Linked DNA regions of Homo sapiens: region 1 is linked to region 2. The links are chromatin loops, found by intact Hi-C in ENCODE. Cell type or tissue: tibial artery. All regions are shown on one strand. Each heading gives the region's core, and the rest is flanking DNA. Links, peaks and the distances in the headings are about the cores only.

What was found. A loop is a pair of places that touch in the nucleus more often than their neighbours do. Peaks named below come from ENCODE experiments on the same cell type or tissue, not always from the same donor. Only the 100,000 strongest peaks of a DNase experiment are listed, where the experiment ranks them.
Region 1: a loop joins it to region 2, with 2.1 times the contacts of the local background. A loop is called at or near these places in 1 of 110 quality-filtered maps.

What each region holds. Positions count from the first base shown.
Region 1 is chr4:57,333,176-57,337,571 of GRCh38, reverse strand. No RefSeq gene overlaps it. Among named protein-coding and RNA genes, the nearest start is that of LINC02380, 90 kb to the left of the region's middle. In tibial artery, for the core only: no CTCF peak of the experiment used is centred there; no DNase peak of the experiment used is centred there.
Region 2 is chr4:57,191,401-57,195,796 of GRCh38, reverse strand. All of the region lies in intron 2 of IGFBP7-AS1 (IGFBP7 antisense RNA 1), which reads right to left. Among named protein-coding and RNA genes, the nearest start is that of IGFBP7, 83 kb to the right of the region's middle. RefSeq lists enhancers at 733-1,232, 1,233-1,734. In tibial artery, for the core only: no CTCF peak of the experiment used is centred there; a DNase peak (open chromatin) is centred at 1,816.

The DNA of each region.
Region 1 (4,396 bases), core at 244-4,243, 140 kb before region 2:
AGAAGTCCAGAGGCAGCAGAGTTTCAGACTTGACTGAACCCAGGTATTCAACTTATATTGTTAGTACTTAGTTGTTACTCTCCTTATCTCTTGATTTTGCTTATCTCTGTTGCTGCATCCACACACAGGACCGCTAGTTGTCCTATCAAAATCCATGAGATTTTAGCTCATTGGATCAATTTGGGTCATACAGCAGTTCTCAATATGCAAAAAGTAGAGTCAGCCCCATCCAAATCACACAGAATGAGGGTAGAGGAGGGGTGATTTCACTCAAGAAAAATAAAATTACTAGTATCAGAAGACTGGAAAATGATGCTGGGTGGGAAATAAAATCCAATGTCCATGCCACTCTCATATAACTCTAGCTACATATGTCTGTCATTTGTATCAAGTTTTCATTAAGTTTCTATTTAGGTGTCTTTAATCTTGGGTTGCATCTTTGCTTTGATCTATAAAATTCGCTTTGGAAAAGTCCTATTAAAGACATGTCTACATAACTATACAAACTTGAGGAACTATTTTCAAGTCTAATTTCTCTGAATTGCAGAGGAAGTATACTTCAGGATAAGCTTTGGTATCTTTCATGCTCTCCAAACACATAGAAAAGTGAAGCTTCATCTTAGACTTGTCCAGGATACTCAAATCTGAAAAGAAGTGTGGACTGGGTCAAGATGGAGAAATTAAAGGAAAGAATTACCCTTGAATTGATGGTTCTTCTGTCCATCCTCCTGCTGCTCTGAAAAGAAATAACTATTAACACCTTAAGAAGACCATAATGACTTCCCACTCTAGAGACTACTTGCTGCGAAAGTCCTTGCACCCACATGGTGAAAGAGCTGGAGTGAGGTCCGCTCAGCTCCGTCTGCACTCCCCAGAAAGCATGTAGCCAGTATAATCCAAAAGTAGAGAAACTTTAACACATAGGAGGCAGTCAGCAACTGATCTGTCCCAGCTCCCAATAATGTGCTACTGTCATAGTCAGCTTCTCTGAGCCCACTCACAGGACTACAAACACTTTAGGTTGCTCATCACTGTGGTTACCACTCAACTATTGTCATCTGCCTTCTCAGGTTATTTTTGACATTCGGCATTTAGCCATTCATGTATATAAAAATAAACTATTTTATAGGATATGAAACTAGTTCAATAAGATAGGGCTAGAGTTGAGAGTGCCTGACCACTCTCTACTTCAAGTTTTACTTTTTGCCTCCCTTTAAAATAATGTCAGCGAGTTTGAGGTTGCCAATTGCACCCCCTCATATTATAAATTTGGAATCAGTTGAAAAATAGACACAGAGGTCAAATCGATATCAAAATATCAGCTTAATAGCTGACAGTGCCAGATTCAAGCCTGCACCTGAACCTTCCCCTAAATGGGTTTTCTAATACTTTCCTTATGGAATAAACCCATCTACCCTTTACAATGTTGGGTCTCACTGCAGGAGCAAACTTCTTAACATATAGAGGGAGACAAGGAAAACACAAATGTACAAAGCCCAGGCCAAGAGAATAAGGGTCAGAGCTTGGGAGAAGACCAGTCCTAATCACCTGAACCTCACCCAGAAAAATGCAGGCAGTAAATGTTCAACACTTGCTGCCCTAGTGTAAAGGTAAATTGCTTGCTGTGGTCTAATTGTTTGCTGTGTTCTAAATGCTTGTGTCCACCCAAAATTCATATGCAATAGGCAGGACCCCGCCTCTTGATACAGAAGTTGAAAAGTTGAGACAATTGCTTTCTCTGAACTTATAAACTAGATTTGGCCAATCAAATGTTTGTACGTAGGACATTGACACTTGACAGGTGATTTAAACAAAAAAAAAAAGGAAGAAGCAGTTTAGAATTCATTAAGTGGTAATGGCAGTCTCCTGTGCCCAGGAGCCAGTAGTAGCAGCCCCCAATACAGAATGACTACAAGGAGGCTGTCCTTGTGGTAGGTAGACCACCCTGGCTGTGATTCAAGTCAGCCAATTCACTTGATCCCTGCCAGTAATGGACTGGATTATAGTTCAGCTAACATTTATTCTCCTCAACCCCTACCTTCCACTGTAGGCTGACTATGACTCCCTGCCCCACTGATGTTGGGCTTGGCCACGTAACTTGCTTTGGTCAAAGGAATTAGCCAAGGGGATGCACAGAGGACTTAAACATGCTTGTGTGGCTTGACTTAATGTGTATGCTCTAGTGACTTGCCATAAAAAGAGCATGGCCCAGGAAGGGTCTTTCCTCTCCCTGGGTCCCCAGAAGTACACACATGGAGCACATCTAAACCCAACTCAAAGCCTGGAGCTGAGCCCAGCCAACCTGCAACCCGAAGCAGAGCTACACAGCTGTATTAGAATCTTACGGCTGCTCCAACATATTACTGCAAAGGTGGTAGCTCAAAGCAACACAAATTTATTCTCTTACAGTTTTGGAGGCCCAAAAAGAAGTTCCACTGAACTGAAACCAAGGTGTGGGTAGGGCCATGCTCCTTCCAGAGACTCTAGGGGAGAATCTGTTTCCTTGCCATTTTCAGCTTGTAGAGCTTCCTTCTTTGGCTCATGGCCCCTTCTTCCATCTTTAAAGCCAGCAGCATGGTGTCCTCAAATATCTCTGTCTTGTACATCACACATCTGCCTTCCGTGCACAATCTCCTTCTGCCTCCCTCTCATAAGGACACTTATGATACATTTAGGACCAACTTAGATAATCCAGGATAATCTTTCTATCACTAGGTCCTTAAATACTGTATGTTTGCCATTTAAGGTTATATCCCCATGTCACAGGAATACCTATTTTGGGTGGCAAATACTCAACCTACCACCTCAGCCAAGCCCATCCAGGATCCACCAACCCACAGTCAACCCTGTTTCAAGCCTCTGAATTTTGAGGTGGTTTTTTATGTAACATTATTGTGGCAATAACTGATTAACACACCAACCATTTCCTGAAGGCCTCCCCTTGATTTTCAGAGCACCTAGTATCCACCAATAAATTGTTATTGTGTGTTTAAATGAACTAGAATCAGCATCTATTATTTACAACCCAAACAACCTACCTACACATTTGAGAAACTCTGACAGTAGAATATCAAATGATAATGCTGAGAACAAAAAACTCAAACTGGATGTTTTTCTTGGTACTTGTACCATAATGATCTGTTTGGAGAAAATTAACAAAATAGAGAAGTCAGTAGAGGCAGGAAATTTAGATGACTTTAAGTACTTTAAGTGGATGTCACTTATTTTCTAACCAAAGGAAACTAAATCAAAACTGTAACCTTCAGGTAGAGGAGATGAGTAATTAAGATATGTGTTTTAACACAGAAAGCAGTTGTTAAAATGACTGCAGTAGTGTATGCTGTCCCAGAGAGGTAGTGACAAGAACTCTGACAAGACTATTGAATCAAATTGGTATTTTTTTTAACTTTATTTTAACTCATAGTCATTTCTATCCAGAAGAGATTCCACAGGTCAGAGAAGTGGCAATGAATTAATGTCATAAAAAAGGTATAGAGACAGCAGGAAATTGCACACCATCAGTTAAGCCCCTGATTCTTTGCCCTCATTTTACATCTTAAACAAAGTAAAAGAGGACAGTAGATGGAAAGTAACTTAAAAATGTGCTGCTCCGTAAAGGCCAGCCAACAGAGCTTCGGGACATTTATTTGAAGTCAAGACATTAGTGCCGGGGTGAGTAAAGGGACTGTAATAAGTTTACACTTTACAAAGGGGCCTGACAGTTCTGTATCAAAGGAAGAATGTCCAAGAGACAGAGTGATGGGATAATAGGAAGTGGAATTAAAACTTGGCTTCCAGGGAGACAAAAAGCAATGATAACTTGGAGTACTTCCAAGGCAATGTGGGAGTAATGCGGCGGGCTAGGGAGGATGTCAGAGCAAAGACACCTCTACTACTGAGTGGGCATAAGCAAAGGAGATTCCCCCGATAGGAAGCCTGTGTCTGCCTTCTGGAAAACAAACAAAGACCCCACTGCGACATTTCACTAAAAGAATCACAGCTCTTTCTTCCTGAATCAATATTACTTGGACTACGAAGGTCTTCCAGAGGACTGCTGACCTAAGCAGTGGGAATGAACTAAGCTGATGGGAATGGGTTCTCTTTTCCAAAAAACAGATAGATGTTCTGGATAAAATATGATCCAAAAAAGTAATGCATAACTGAGTTTGAAATATAGAAATAGAAATATCCAGGTGCTTAAAAGCAGAAAGAGATTTCACAGAGCAGGAAGTGTGAGCTAATCCCACAGTCTTCCTACAGAGCTATGCTCCTGGACACGGGCCCTAGGACCAGGAATAGGGAGGTGGCAAAGTTTCCAGGAGACAGGGAAGCTGGAACCAGGTCTCCAACATTAGCCCACAAGCCCCAAAGCACATCAGTAGGAAAAGTGCTTATT
Region 2 (4,396 bases), core at 291-4,290:
CGGGGGACGTCCAAGCAATCCGCCTCCCAGCCGGCTCTCCTAGGACCGCCTGGCCCCAGAAGGAGCCATGCAGTTCTCAGTAGCTCACTCGCCCGGGTGTTACGGGGCCCCGTGAAATGCCTCCGGAATGGGTCTTTCGCAGCTCCCCTTAGGAGGGGACGCCGTGGACTAACAGACACCGCTGTCAGGAAGGCGTTGATGCGGCTTCGCGGCTTACATTTTCTTTTTTTTCTTTTTGGTCTTTGAAATTCCTGTAATTTGTTTGCTATAAAAATTCTTCCTTTCCTAGTAAAATTCATAACCATAGTTTAAACATAATTTAGGACTTTGTCAAATATAATACTTAAACTGGAATGTCTCCCCAAGTAAGAGATTTGTGTTTTTCAAAGGCCTACACAGAACTCTCACTTTTTTTCTTAGTAAATACCAATTTCTTTTATTATTATTATTATTATTATACTTTAAGTTTTAGGGTACATGTGCACAATGTGCATGTTAGTTACATATGTATACATGTGCTAGCTGGTGTGCTGCACCCATTAACTCGTCATTTAACATTAGGTATATCTCCTAAATCTATCCCTCCCCCCTCCCCCCACCCCACAACAGTCCCCAGAGTGTGATGTTCCCCTTCCTGTGTCCATGTGTTCTCATTGTTCAATTCCCACCTATGAGTGAGAATATGCGGTGTTTGGTTTTTCCGCAGTGTCAGCTCGCGGTTCCCAATTACCTCCCCTTAGGCCGCCTGGCGTGCAGGATCACAGCCCAGCCTGCCTCAGCACCTCTCCGCCAGAGGTTCTTCTTACAAACGGCCACTTAAAACACAGCCCCGGCCGGGCGCGGTGGCTCACGCCTGTAATCCCAGCACTTTGGGAGGCCGAGGCGGGTGGATCATGAGGTCAGGAGATCGAGACCATCCTGGCTAACAAGGTGAAACCCCGTCTCTACTAAAAATACAAAAAATTAGCCGGGCGCGGTGGCGGGCGCCTGTAGTCCCAGCTACTCGGGAGGCTGAGGCAGGAGAATGGCGTGAACCCGGGAAGCGGAGCTTGCAGTGAGCCGAGATTGCGCCACTGCAGTCCGCAGTCCGGCCTGGGCGACAGAGCGAGACTCCGTCTCAAAAAAAAAAAAAAAAAAAAAAACACAGCCCCACGCCACCCGGCCTTCCTGGAACTGGAGCCACTCAAGCGGGCCAGCTCCAACCCAGTGACGAGTCCCGGGAGCGGCCCGCTTCCCCACGACCCTCTCTCCGCCTAGCTTGGGCCTCCTGCTGGCTGCGCTGGGGAGCTCCCGCAGGTCACAGCGCGCCACCAGTTCCTTCCCCCTTCTCTGCCTGCCTGGGCTTTGAAATACGGTACGTGTTCCTACTGCGTTTGGGGCACTGCTGATGACAGCAGGGCTCTAGCTACCACGCCAAGGGGTCACGGCATTAATTATTCTCTCTTCTACGGGGAAAAGTGTGAGGGCTGAGCCCCGCAAAGCACATGGAATTGGAGTACAGGCAGCACTAACTCTCCAGGCTGAAAATCATGGTGGGTAGGGAGGTTCTCAATCAATTCCCTCACTCCTCCTGTGCCTTTTAACTAACTTTGAAATTCCTCTGGCTGCTGCTGGTGCCTCCGTGCTGTTTCCAAGGGCTGGAGCCCCACACTGATTTATTTGGTAACCATCGCAGGAATTTCAGAAAATGAGAACTGGAGGAGGAAGCCAGGCCTGAAGTAATTAAGATGATTTGTTACACACGATTCAGGTAGGCACAAAGGGGTACCTGAACACAGACAGAATATAAGATCAAAGAAACGGCAGTCCTGAAAGTGGGAGCTCTTCGCAAAAGAAAAACAGGCCAGCGGAAGGCGCCCAGATCACTGCCAAATTAAAACACCTCGTATTTTTATCTTCTCCCAGAGATAAAACAGAGGGAGATAATTTTTTTTTCACATTTGCTTTCAGCAGTTAACTTTCAGAATAAAAAAGAAATTCAAATGTGTCTGCCATTAGTACAAGTTCATGAGATCACCCTACCCGAAATCATTTGTCAGTGGAAAACAGTGTGCTATTTAAGCCCTAGGAATACAGCTGCAAGAGTGAATATTCCTTAGAAAGTACCTGTTCTTTACAAGCTTGTTAGTGACTCTTGAAACTCATGTATGTGATGGGATCTCATGACCACTGGCATCCCACCAGGTCACGGGATGTGGAGAGTGGGGTTGAAGAGGGGAGGGGCAGTGAATGTGCATCCCCGGCCACCATCCAAAAACACAACATGGTCTTTTGTTGTGCATTTCTCCTTCCCTGCAATGTTGATCCTCAAGAACCAACTGTCTTATTATTTTCCAACACTATTTATGCCTCAGACCTTCTGATATGTTGCCACAATACACTCATTCATCTGTCTTCCCCATTAACTAACTTTATGGCCCAAGTGACCTACAGCTGTCACACTCCTGCTCCTGGCTGATATTTCATCCAGAATTCCTCCTGGGCTCTGGATGTTACACTTGTTTGGGACTATGGTGATGCAAAACAGACCTGGAACTGGAATCCATGACTCTGGCAAAATGAAAACAAGCCTTTTTCATCTTCTTTTTCATCCCCTTTCCATAAGGTGACATCAAGATTCTTTACACTCCTGAAATATCATTCTTACCTCCTATAGAGAAGACTTTACGTGTGAGTAATAGCATTACAGGGTGCTTTTTTTTTTTTAAACAGAGTCTTGCTCTGTCACTCAGGCTGGAGTGAAATAGCACAATCATGGCTTACTGCAGCCTTGAGCTCTTGGGCTCAAGTGATTCTCCTATTTCATCCTCCTAAGTAGCTGTGACTACAAGCATGCACCACCACACTCAGCTAATTTTTTTTTATTTTTTGCTGGGACTGGGTCTCACTATGTTTCCTAGGCTGGTCTCAAACTCCAGGGCTCAAGCAATCCCCTCGCTTGGGCCTCCCAAAGTGCTGGGATTACAGGCATGAGCCACCATGCCTGGCTGGCCTAGAATGAATAGTAAGCTTAGCATTTACAACACACCCAGAAGATCAATACCTTCTGATAACCCATTTTAAAATGGAGAAGCTACTGGTTGGGGAAGGTAAGTAACTTGCCTTGGGTCACATAGCTAGCAAGTCAGGGACAGAGGGATGTCTACTGCCTCTCTGAATAAATACCAGATTTCCTTCCGTGCCTGAGACTGTATTTACCTGTAGCCTCAGAGTTGCTGTGGAGACTAAATTGGCTAAGCAGTTGAGTACCCACTTGGTACTATTTTCATCGAATGAATTTTTGACAGAATTGATTGGCCTAAATGAATGTTGCATTGTCTGGGAGTCCCCTGCACTTTGACAGGGTTTTTTCTTCTAAGAGGCCTCCACCTGGGTGCTGATCTTGCTAAAGCCTCCTAGAGGCCTACACACTGCTGTAGGAAGATGGCAGATGGCAGAGGTACTGACCACAATTATAGAAATAAGCAAAGCAACTTGTGCAGTGGTCTCTAACCCATGATGCGGTCTCATTGCTTTGCTCTGAGCAGAAGGTTCGTTACATTCCTTCTCCCTTCAAACATTTTCAGAAGTTCAAGCATCCCCAACAATTCTGCCATCCTCCAGAAAAACCCCACAGAGCCCATGTTAATTCCTCAGCTCCAAAGGACAGGGACATCACAGGACTTTTCCTTGAACCAAGCTTTAATGCAGTTGTTTCTTGTGGTGGAAAGAGACAGTGTAGACAAAAGGCTGTCTCTCTGCTCTGTCACTATTTCCCAAGCTGCAGCATGCACACAAACTATCTAGGCAGCTTGTTAAAATGCAAATTCTGTTTCAAAAGGGCTGGGGGCCTGAGATTCTGCATTTCTAATAGGCTCCCAGGGGATACTTGTGCTGCTGGTCCTGACACTGTGAGCAGCCAGGGATTATTTGCATGGGTCTCTTTTCCTTGTGAACCCTTTGATGTTGCATTTTGACAAAGAAGTCATGTAGAGACTAAAGGCTGTGGCCTCACCTGCTGCTATGGATAGAAGTAGGGCTTTCCTGTGACAGGAAGAACTTCCCAAAGTCAATCACCAGGAAAAGAGAACTTGAGACCACCCAGGAAGAAAGTGCTTCACCCTCTGCTGAACCAGCACTTCCACAGATGAGGCTTAAGCGGTCTCTTGGCATCAGGAACCCTCCACCTGGCAACATTCCATGAGTCAGACAGGCAGACATATGAGGCCATAAATTGAAGAAAAGTAAACTTTGCCTTGTAACCCTGCCTGTGTGCAGTTCCTTTTGTGGCCAGCCTGGCTCAGCTGTGAATCCAAGGAATTAAAAGGTTCAAGTGTCCCCCACCTTGTTCGCCTGCTTAGAACTGGAGAATTAATAATGAATCAGCTCCCTCTGAAGCCAGCCTTGTAGGACCTGC